Regions from separate parts of the Homo sapiens genome. Here region 2 is linked to region 1. A link is a contact called in ENCODE Hi-C or POLR2A ChIA-PET data. All regions are on one chromosome and are shown on one strand. The core of a region is the stretch at or near the end of the contact, and the rest is flanking DNA. Distances in the headings are between cores, read along the strand shown. Region 1 holds the start of SAMD8 (sterile alpha motif domain containing 8). Region 2 holds the start of DNAJC9-AS1 (DNAJC9 and MRPS16 antisense RNA 1).

Evidence for each region. Hi-C counts contacts between places; a loop is a spot of excess contacts on that map. ChIA-PET counts read pairs that join two places held with the same protein, here RNA polymerase II (POLR2A). Pooled maps may share reads with other maps.
Region 2: a loop to region 1 is called in a pooled map, with 19 times the contacts of the local background. The contact joins the promoter of DNAJC9-AS1 here to the promoter of SAMD8 in region 1. A Hi-C loop is called at or near these places in 1 of 168 maps with a recorded cell type or tissue (B cell) and 8 of 50 pooled maps. POLR2A ChIA-PET finds 5 or more read pairs at or near these places in 2 of 52 experiments (activated CD8-positive, alpha-beta memory T cell and activated T-cell).

The regions. Positions count from the first base shown.
Region 1 is chr10:75,108,823-75,113,500 of GRCh38, reverse strand. It overlaps SAMD8 (sterile alpha motif domain containing 8), which reads right to left and starts at 1,845. Exons shown (of 6, transcript NM_001174156.2): 1 at 1,779-1,845. DUSP13A (dual specificity phosphatase 13A) reads left to right here and starts at 4,344. Exons shown (of 3, transcript NM_001007271.3): 1 at 4,344-4,492. The coding sequence starts at 4,344. It also overlaps a transcript of DUSP13B not described here. RefSeq lists enhancers at 1,137-2,085, 2,086-3,035 and a silencer at 1,759-2,098.
Region 2 is chr10:73,245,097-73,249,822 of GRCh38, reverse strand. DNAJC9-AS1 (DNAJC9 and MRPS16 antisense RNA 1) reads right to left here and starts at 2,456. Exons shown (of 4, transcript NR_038373.1): 1 at 2,440-2,456; 2 at 1,373-1,530. It overlaps DNAJC9 (DnaJ heat shock protein family (Hsp40) member C9), which reads left to right and starts at 2,568. Exons shown (of 5, transcript NM_015190.5): 1 at 2,568-2,813; 2 at 2,995-3,135; 3 at 3,647-3,901. The coding sequence starts at 2,634. It overlaps MRPS16 (mitochondrial ribosomal protein S16), which reads left to right. Exons shown (of 3, transcript NM_016065.4): 3 at 1-974. RefSeq lists enhancers at 2,322-2,661, 1,927-3,126 and a silencer at 2,862-3,011.

The sequences.
Region 1 (4,678 bases), core at 596-3,095:
TGGTGGCGCCCACCTGCAGTCCCAGCTACTCCCAGCTACTTGGGAGGCTGAGGTGGGAGGATCACTTAAGCCTGGGCAACACAGCGAATCTCTGTCTCAAAAAAAAAAAAGAAAGGAAAGAAAAGAAAAGAAGGAAGAGAAAAGAAATGGCCAACAACTTTACAAACCTATAATCACATAAAAAGTTGTAAAACATATGAGACATGTGGCTAAAGTCAAAGACTTCATGGAACCATGTTATGACTTAACAATCACAAAAGGAAGTCAATTTATCTCTACTAAAGTGAATATAAATATTGCAATCATTCTTTTTCTGGCATAATTATGTTTTGGAACTATGTCTTCTATAAAAAGCATCTGTATACCCACCTGTCCCAGTTGTGTTGGCTGCCAACTACAAGCATCCTCTGTCCTTATTTTTCCAAATCACTCTACTAAAAATACTATTCACACAATACCTGCAAAATAGTATTTCAATATTGGTTTTGCCAATCAGTCAAAGGTACCTCTCCAATTTTCAAGAGATAAGTCCAATCCTGGGGTTATCAGTGAGAGGAAGATTTGGTATTGCGCCTAGACTGTGGCAAGTTCACTGTGCCCCCTTCACCCAGAAACTTGCATTGACCATACATTTACTATGTGGCAAATACATGTGTCAACTTAAAACTTTGAAAGTGGAACCAGTCCATGTTGAGTATCTGTAAAATCCAAGTGTCCAAATTCTTGTTTCAAGTTTAATTTTTAAAATCTGAGTATCCAAAGTCTTGTTTCAAGTTTTTAAAACTTAAAGGTAATATAGTAAATTTTTAGGATCTTAACATGTCTGGTATTTAAACTTAGCTACGAAAAAATTACAATGAAAAAAAGGACACCATTACTGTCAATAAATCCAAATGATATCTTCATTTTCAGAATCACGTCTTCCACTACCTTCTTCAAACATCACTTCCTCTCCACTACTTCCCCCAGTCCTTTAGGCAAATCAGTGATTCACACCGCCCCTTCCACCCAAGATTCTTAAAATGATCCACTGTGCACGAACGAGAAAGCCCCACGATCCAAGTACATTGCCCTAGTGATCTTTGATGTTTTAAAAGGCACCTGTAAAAATGCCAAAGCCCAAAATTAGATCCCCAAGGGCTCCTTTTCTTTCTTGACCACACTTCTCTTTTTCAGTGCCTCCCTCACCCCTTGAGGCCAGACGATTTCCCATCCAACAGCCCTCCTCCTTCTAGTCAAACCTAAATCCTGCCCTCCATCACCACCAGCCCCACCCGGGGTGGGAGGCGGATAAGAGGGCTCCGTAAGAGGAGAACCCCATGAGAGGGCTCCAGTCCCAGCCCCGATCGCCCTCCCTCGCCCTGGGAAGGGAACACCGGCCCAGGTCTTGCTCCTCTGACTCCTCATCCCCGCTGCCAAACCCAGAGCATCTCTTCTTCCGGGTCCACATTCCCGCAGGACCTTCGATCTTTTTCCCCCACTGCGCAGCTTTCAAAAGCCCCCAAGCTCTGGGCTCTTCAAGCCTCCCCCTCTCGCTCTCTCCCTCTCGTTCCTCGGCCTCCACTTATCCCTCAGCCTTCAGGCCCTCAGTTCGACAACCTCCATTTGCTTCAGATTCCATTCCAGAGCTGACTATCCCGGTTCCCTCAACCGTCTCCCCGGGGCCCCTCCAGGTCGCGGTCCCTCGGCAGCCCCCGGCTCCATCCCAGACTCCCCACTCACCCTTGGCAGCAGGCGCCCCCCAAGCTCCCCTCTCCTCAGCCTCAGCTCCCGCTCACCTCCGCGGTCCGAGTCGGGCTCCCCGGACCCACCTCCGAGTCGGCGTCCGAGCCGCCGTCGGAGTCCGGGGCCCTCCCCGCCTCGCCGGAGTGAAGCGCCTCAAGCGGCGGGGGCGGAGCCCGGGGCGGGGAGCCGGAGTGGAGGCGGGGGCGGTGGCGACTGCGCGCAGGCATCGTCCCGGCCGCCGTCACCGCCGCGCCGGCAGCTGCTCGGAGCCGAACCGGAACTGCTTCGGGAGGCGGGGCCCTACCGGCCGGGGACGGGGTTCTACCGGCAGGGGGCGGGGCCCACACTGGAAAAGACGCGAGGCTCCAGATGGGCCCGAGAGGAGAACCGAGATGCTGCCGCGGAGGAGCCCGAGGGCGCATGCGTCATGCCGGAGGCCAAAGCGACAGGAGGAAGCGGGGCTAGCGGAGCCGGGGCGGGGCCTGTGGGATCAGTAAATGGGGTTAGGGCCTAGAAGGAGGTAATCCGAATTCCTCTGGAGAGAGCCAGCTCTTCTCCAATAGCCAGCCCCCAATGATCATTGTTATAATTTATTGCCCATTTACTCTTTGACAGTGTCTATGCCAAACGCCATATAAACATCTCATTTAATCCTTGTGCTAAGGCCGGGAGCGGAGGCTCACGTCTGTAATCCCAGCACTTTGGGAGGCTGAGGCGGGATCACCTGAGGTCAGGAGTTCGAGACCAGCCTGGCCAGCATGGGGAAACCTCGTCTGTACTAAAAATACAAAAATTAGCCGGGCGTGGTGGTGCATACCTGTAATCCCAGCTACTCGGGAGGCTGAGGCAGGAGAATCGCTTGAACCCGGGAAATGGAGGTTGCAATGAGCCGAGATCACGCCATGGCACTCCAGCCTGGGCGACAAGAGCAAACTCCATCTCAAAAAAAAAATCCTAGTGCTAATTCTGCAAGGGGGATCCTATAGCACAGAAAAGTAAAGAAACATACTGCCTGACATATTGCAAACTGATATTCCAACCCAAATCTCTCTAACATCAGATCCTGTATTTTCCTCACTCCACCATGCTGCACCACCCTGAGGGAAGGTCTCCTCCCAAGCCAGGTCTAGCATTGGCATAAACCAAGTCCAAACCCAGCTGTAACCTGGACACGAGCCCCTCCTTGGTCTTGCCTCCCCACACAGTGCCGGGCCGACTTCAATGGTTCTGAATGGGATAGACATGAGTGTAGACTGCTTCCATGGGATGCCCTGGTGTGGCCTTTCCCTTCAAACTGGTCTTAAGGCCAAGGGCAGCTGGGAACCTCCCCACTGCAGCTCATACCCTTCCCAGCTCCATTAGGGCCACTGAGAAGTCACATGAGAGAGGGTGAGACATCTCATCTCTCTTGCTGATAACCAGCTCTGGCAGAAGGACAGGTTGACCTTTCTCAGTTTCTATTTTGGGACCCAAAGCCCTTATAGGCAGAGGAATCTCCCTCCCACTGTTTCTGATGACAGTTAGCCCCTTTGGCTCTCAAAGTCTAGGGCAACACTCACCTCCCGTCTCCCCATTTGACATACAAGGCCCTCTTCAGCCTTCTCTTCTGAGAAGTTAGCCATCTTCACTACAGGACCATTGTTCAAACCTTGCCCCATTGGCCCGGCACGGCGGCTCACACCTGTAATCCCAGTACTTTGGGAGGCCGAGGCAGGCTGATCACTTGAGGTAGGAGTTCAAGACCAGTCAGACCAACATGGCAAAACCCCATCTCTACTAAAAACACAAAAATTAGTGTGGCATGGTGGCACATGCCTGTAATCCTAGCTACTCAGGAAGCTAAAGCAGGAGAATCACTTGAACCTGGGAGGTGGTAGTGGCAGTGAGCCAAGATGATGCCACTGCACTCCAGCCTGGGTGACAGAGTGAGACCCTGTCTAAACAAAACAAAACAAAAAAAAACACCTTCCCCCTCCCCCCATGAATCTTGTGGGCACCCTTTAAAGGAAGCTCTCCATGTCTCTTACCCATATTTCTCTGACTCTACAACTCAGAAAACTGTCCCTGACCTCCGTAATTCAGAGACTCATCCAACAGACATCCAATCCAGCTCCTGCCCAATTTGTGGCCCACCTAGACTGTACACTTCTTTCAGTTCTTTCTATCATTCATCCTTGGAACCAGCCACCTCCTCTGCACCCTGGATCTCTACTTTAACTCAGTCCTCAGAACCTAATAGCCTTAGGCAGGGCTCTACATCTACTAATTCCACAGATGTTTCTAAGCACCTACTATGTGTCAGACCCAGCATGTCCTTTGTTTCATCTAATCCTCAAATTCTCTGAGGTAGGTGTGATTATCCTTACTTTACAGATGAAGAAACTGAGGTTCAGGGTGGTAGCTGACTTGCAGAGGTCTCTCTGATTCTGTGTTCTCATGGAGTTTGGGGGTGGGGGGAGGCTTGGGGAGGAAAAGGTCTTGTCCACTCCAGAGGCCCCTGTGACTTGCTGAGTCACTTGCTTCTGTCACCTGTCCCTGTCAATCTCTGGGAAGGAGAAATGACACTGGAGAGGCAGAGAGGAGTGACCACAGAGGCAGAGGGGTGGGCGGGCTGGCCCATGGCTGAGACCTCTCTCCCAGAGCTGGGGGGAGAGGACAAAGCCACGCCTTGCCCCAGCATCCTGGAGCTGGAGGAGCTCCTGCGGGCAGGGAAGTCTTCTTGCAGCCGTGTGGACGAAGTTTGGCCCAACCTTTTCATAGGAGATGCGTGAGTGGTAGCTGGCCAAGGGGCATGGGGGTGGGGACGTGGAGAGGCAGTTCTTGGTCGCTTTACCAGACACAGGAGGGTGGAAACAAGGAGAAATAGCTCTGCTCTGACCATCCCAGGCCAGGGACCTTCTCCAGGACCCCCGGGGGTGCTGAGGTCAGTGCAGTGACCAGGTATGGCCACCAG
Region 2 (4,726 bases), core at 1,207-3,706, 1.9 Mb after region 1:
TACTGGCGTGAGCCACCACTCCTAGCCTTAATGCATATTCTTAAATATACAAAGGTAGATTTGTTATGAAAATTGCTTTGGGGCTCTAATAACCTACCTTTTAAGAATGAGAAACTGCTGGGCTTAAGGGAGTTCAGTATGAATCAAGATTGAACCATTCAAATGTGGCTGTGATTTCTGCATATATCATAGATGGGATCCTTCTGAGAATACTGGAATAGGGAATTAGGACACCAAGCCAATTCAGCTGTGAACCTTATTCTTGTACTTTTCTTTCTTGCTGGTAATTTTATGGAGCAGGTTAAGAAGGCTGCTCTGTGTTAGGATAAACTGTATACCAATAATGTTGACAACCTGTAATGAGTGTTGCATTTTACTTCTTGTATCTTTTCCTTCCTACCTTGATGCCAGTAATCTATAAGGGATCTTTATAGTTTGAATGTATTTGAATAACTTCAGTATACTTTAGTTCTACTTTTTTATTTGACTCACAACCATTCTTAGGTCTCAAGTATTCCCATGTGTTTTAAAAGCCTGAAGTCAGTGAGATGAAATTCAACATCAAGAATTTGAAGTAACTTGTAAGGAAAAATAATATAAAGATACCATTGGGGCAGTGGCTCACACCTGTAATCTCAGCACTTTGGGAGGCTGAGGTGGAAGGATCACTTGAAGCCAGAGTTTGAGACCAGCCTGTGCAACACAGCAAGACCCCGTCTCTACAAAAACTTAAAAAATTAGCTGGCTGTGGTGTTGCTCACCCATAGTTCCAGCTACTCGGGAAGCTGAGGCAGTAAGATCACTTGAGCCCAGGAGGCCGATGCTGCAGTGAACTGTGATTGTTCCACTACAGTCCAGCCTGGGTGACAGAGAAAAGAAAAAGAAAACATTACATAATTTGGCTAGAGCATAATAATTTGATTTTCTGGTTTTTGAAAATTTGAGTTGCAATAAAAGGATATTTCAGTGTGCGATTTCAATTTTCCGTAGCAAATGTATATATAGAAAAATGTTAAAATAGATGTATTTGAATACCTTAAAAAATACAAGAAACTGGAAGAAAGATAATATTGCAAAGCATCTACATATATCCTAGGCCTTTTGTGTACAAGGTTATTTGTGACAATTGTAAGGTATTATGAAGGCAGGTAGGATTATCTCCGTTTTACAGATAGGGAAGCTGAGGCCTAGAGGTGGAAACTTGCCCAGTGATGTAAGATTCATCTCCCGGTTATGCCCTCCTGGAAAGCCCTTCCCAACATATTATGTTGTCCATAGAGGGAAAAATGAGCAAAGACAGATGGCTTAACTCTGGTGTGTGACTAAGATATAGGAAATTTATAGAGGAGGTTCTATCAATGTGCCGACTTACTTTGTGTTTTATGTTCTGAGAACGATTACCAGCCATCTCAAATTCTGTGGTTGTCAAAGCTCCCCTGGGGTTGTTGCTGGTTGGCCCCCACTTGCTTTGAGACTTTGATGCCAGGGCAGGTTGAGAGGAACTGACTTCAGCTGAGTTTGATCTTGGATCTGGGAAAGAGAAATGCTTTGAAAATCACGGCAACTCTGGGAAGTTTAAAAGATATTAATGTATCCTGGAGAGTTTGAGGCTTTGCAGAAACTTATTGGCAGAGCAGAATGATTCTGAAAAATGCTACATCAGTGAGGGGATATTTGATAAGGTATTTTCTGCCAACTCGGGTATTCACTTAGCATTGTTTATCCTTTAAGATATGTATACACATACTTCCTCTGTGAGTTTACCCTACTAACAAAGTTTTATCCCCAGCCTCAACCTTGCTTTGGGTCTCCAGGCCCAAGTTTCTCACCATCTCTTGGATGATTGCTCCAGCCCACTCTGCTGCCACCTGGGATCCAACATGTTCAAACCCAGCTGTGAACTTCACAGAGTATTAAAAGAAAGAGCCTTTGCTTCAGCAGTTTATGTTATTAAGACGGAGGCTTGGGTCATGTTATCTCTCTCCACCAATGTGTAAGGTGAAAGTCCTATTAGGTAAGAGTTTTTGGAAGACCCGTGTTTTGTGCTTTTTGGGTTTCAGTATAGGGTTTTTTCCTACAGGGCTAGAGGGAAAGTACCCCAGCATTTCCAACCAGTGGGGTGCAAAATTATTTGGGTCTACAGCTTTACCTATTCCTTTCAAGAACATTTTTGAAAAAACACATCTGTTAAGTTGAACCATGTGTAACTGCTGAATGCTGATGTTTGGCCGTTTTCTACTTAAAAAAATAGGCCAGCAGTTTGTAAATTCAAGCTAATATATGAACTTTTTGAAAAAGTTGTTCTTGGACACTAAAAGGTAAGACGGACGCCAGATTTCCAGAGCAAGGGGAGGAGAGACCCGAGCAACATCACTTCCCTGAAGACCTAGCTCCTGCGCGCGGCCGGGGACTGTGACTCCACATGCCGGCGTTACTTACCCGGGCCCGCGCCTGACTCGCCACACCTCATTTTGCGGCCGCCGTAAAGCGCGGATGCGCGGCGTGGCCACGCCCCTTCAGTGCTTGTGACGCAGGCGCCCTGGGCTTTTTGGGCGCGAAAAAGAAGCAGTCCTGGGTTGTACCCGGCGCAGCTGGGAGCGGCTGCTTCCTCCGGGGTCGTATCTCCGCCCGGCATGGGGCTGCTGGACCTTTGCGAGGAAGTGTTCGGCACCGCCGACCTTTACCGGGTGCTGGGCGTGCGACGCGAGGCCTCCGACGGCGAGGTCCGACGAGGCTACCACAAGGTGTCCCTGCAGGTACACCCGGACCGGGTGGGTGAGGGCGACAAGGAGGACGCCACCCGCCGCTTCCAGGTATGCAGGGTCCCGCCCCGAAGCCGACCGGCTGCGCGGGCCTCCCCCTAGCCTTTTGGCTACCGGGCCCCGCCCCGGGGGAGCGCGCTGAGCTCCGCTTGGCGCCTTCTGATCTTTATTTCTCGCGCCGCCGTTTCGGTGGGAGGAGCAGGGGTGATTTACGGATACTCTTTGCCCTCAGATCCTGGGAAAAGTCTATTCCGTTCTCAGTGACAGAGAACAGAGAGCAGTGTACGATGAGCAGGGAACAGTGGACGAGGACTCTCCTGTGCTCACCCAAGACCGAGACTGGGAGGCGTATTGGCGGCTACTCTTTAAAAAGGTAAAGGACTCTGGAGGTTTCTTTGTGACTGTTACCATCATTCAATCAACAAACCTTTATTGACTGCCTCTAAGATCTTGTATTTTGTGTTAATTTTGTAGGAATTAGGAATTTTGAGTTTGGCCTTGAAATACAGATACACGCACGCTTACTGAAACGGGCTTTAAATTTCCTGTTAATGTGATTGTTGCACTGAAAAGGGCCGATTTATTTTTTTTGCCGGATGCGCTTTATTTTACATATCCAAATGTAAGTCCTGATTCCGGATCACCTCTCACTCTTGGAAATTTCACTTAAATTTCCCTTCCCTGGTCCCTAGTTAGCAGTTAATGAAGATTGGATTTAAAAAGGAGGACTCCGGAGAAGCTTAGGCATAGAAAATCTGGTTCAATAATTTCAACTCAAGCAACTGTTGTATTGCAGCAATTCAACACCCAACTCTAGTTTTACTAACGTACGTTTTATTTAAAGTAAAATTCCCAAAGTTAAAGCAAATCTCCTTTATCATCAGATATCTTTAGAGGACATTCAAGCTTTTGAAAAGACATACAAAGGTTCGGAAGAAGAGCTGGCTGATATTAAGCAGGCCTATCTGGACTTCAAGGGTGACATGGATCAGATCATGGAGTCTGTGCTTTGCGTGCAGTACACAGAGGAACCCAGGATAAGGAATATCATTCAGCAAGCTATTGACGCCGGAGAGGTCCCATCCTATAATGCCTTTGTCAAAGAATCGAAACAAAAGATGAATGCAAGGAAAAGGAGGGTAAGATTTTGAATACTGTGGATTTATATTTTGACTGCTTCCAAAAAGGATTTGAGAGTATTTACAGCAGTAGAAGTAAACATAAAACTCCAGAAATAAGGACTAGGGTTAACTTGGTCTATAGTTTCGATCTAATAAAATGGGCATACCAGTTCATCAAGAGAAACTTTTTCTAGCATGTTGTGCTCAAGATGATTTTTATTGCATAGATTGTTTAAATATTACCATAGTAAAGTAGCACTGAAATATTTTTTCATGTAGGCCAATTCTTGTAGCATTCCTGAGGCATTCCTCAGGAGATAAAGTTAGTGGAACCCGGGTACACAGGATGGGCAGTGATCCTTACTCGGTTGAGGGGGTAAGAAGAGAATGGCAGACACCGTCTTGTTAAAAGTGCAGATGTTTGGGCCTTTGCCCCGAATTTGATTCTTGAGTTGGATACAGAATTTTTCTTTTCTTTTTTTTTTTTTTAAAGAAAAACTTTAGCTTAGCGGTCCCCAGCCTTTTTGATACCAGGTACCTGTTTTGTGGAAGACAGTTTTTCCAGTGACAGTGGGGGTGAGGAGAGTTGGGGGGGTGGTTCAGGATGAAACCTTAGATCATCGGGCGTTAGATTCTCTTAAGGAGCACACAACTTTTAGGACCACTGCTGCCTTCCTGAGTGCCCTCAGGAACTTTTCTGCAGCTTTTACATAAGAGACGCTGGCAGAGAGAAAGCTGACCTTTTTGTTTCCGGTGAAAATTTGAAGGGCCTGTTTTGCCTAGATAAGAGGCTGCACCCTTTCTGGTGAGCTTGAGGGGAACGGTGGAGTGTATATCAAGACC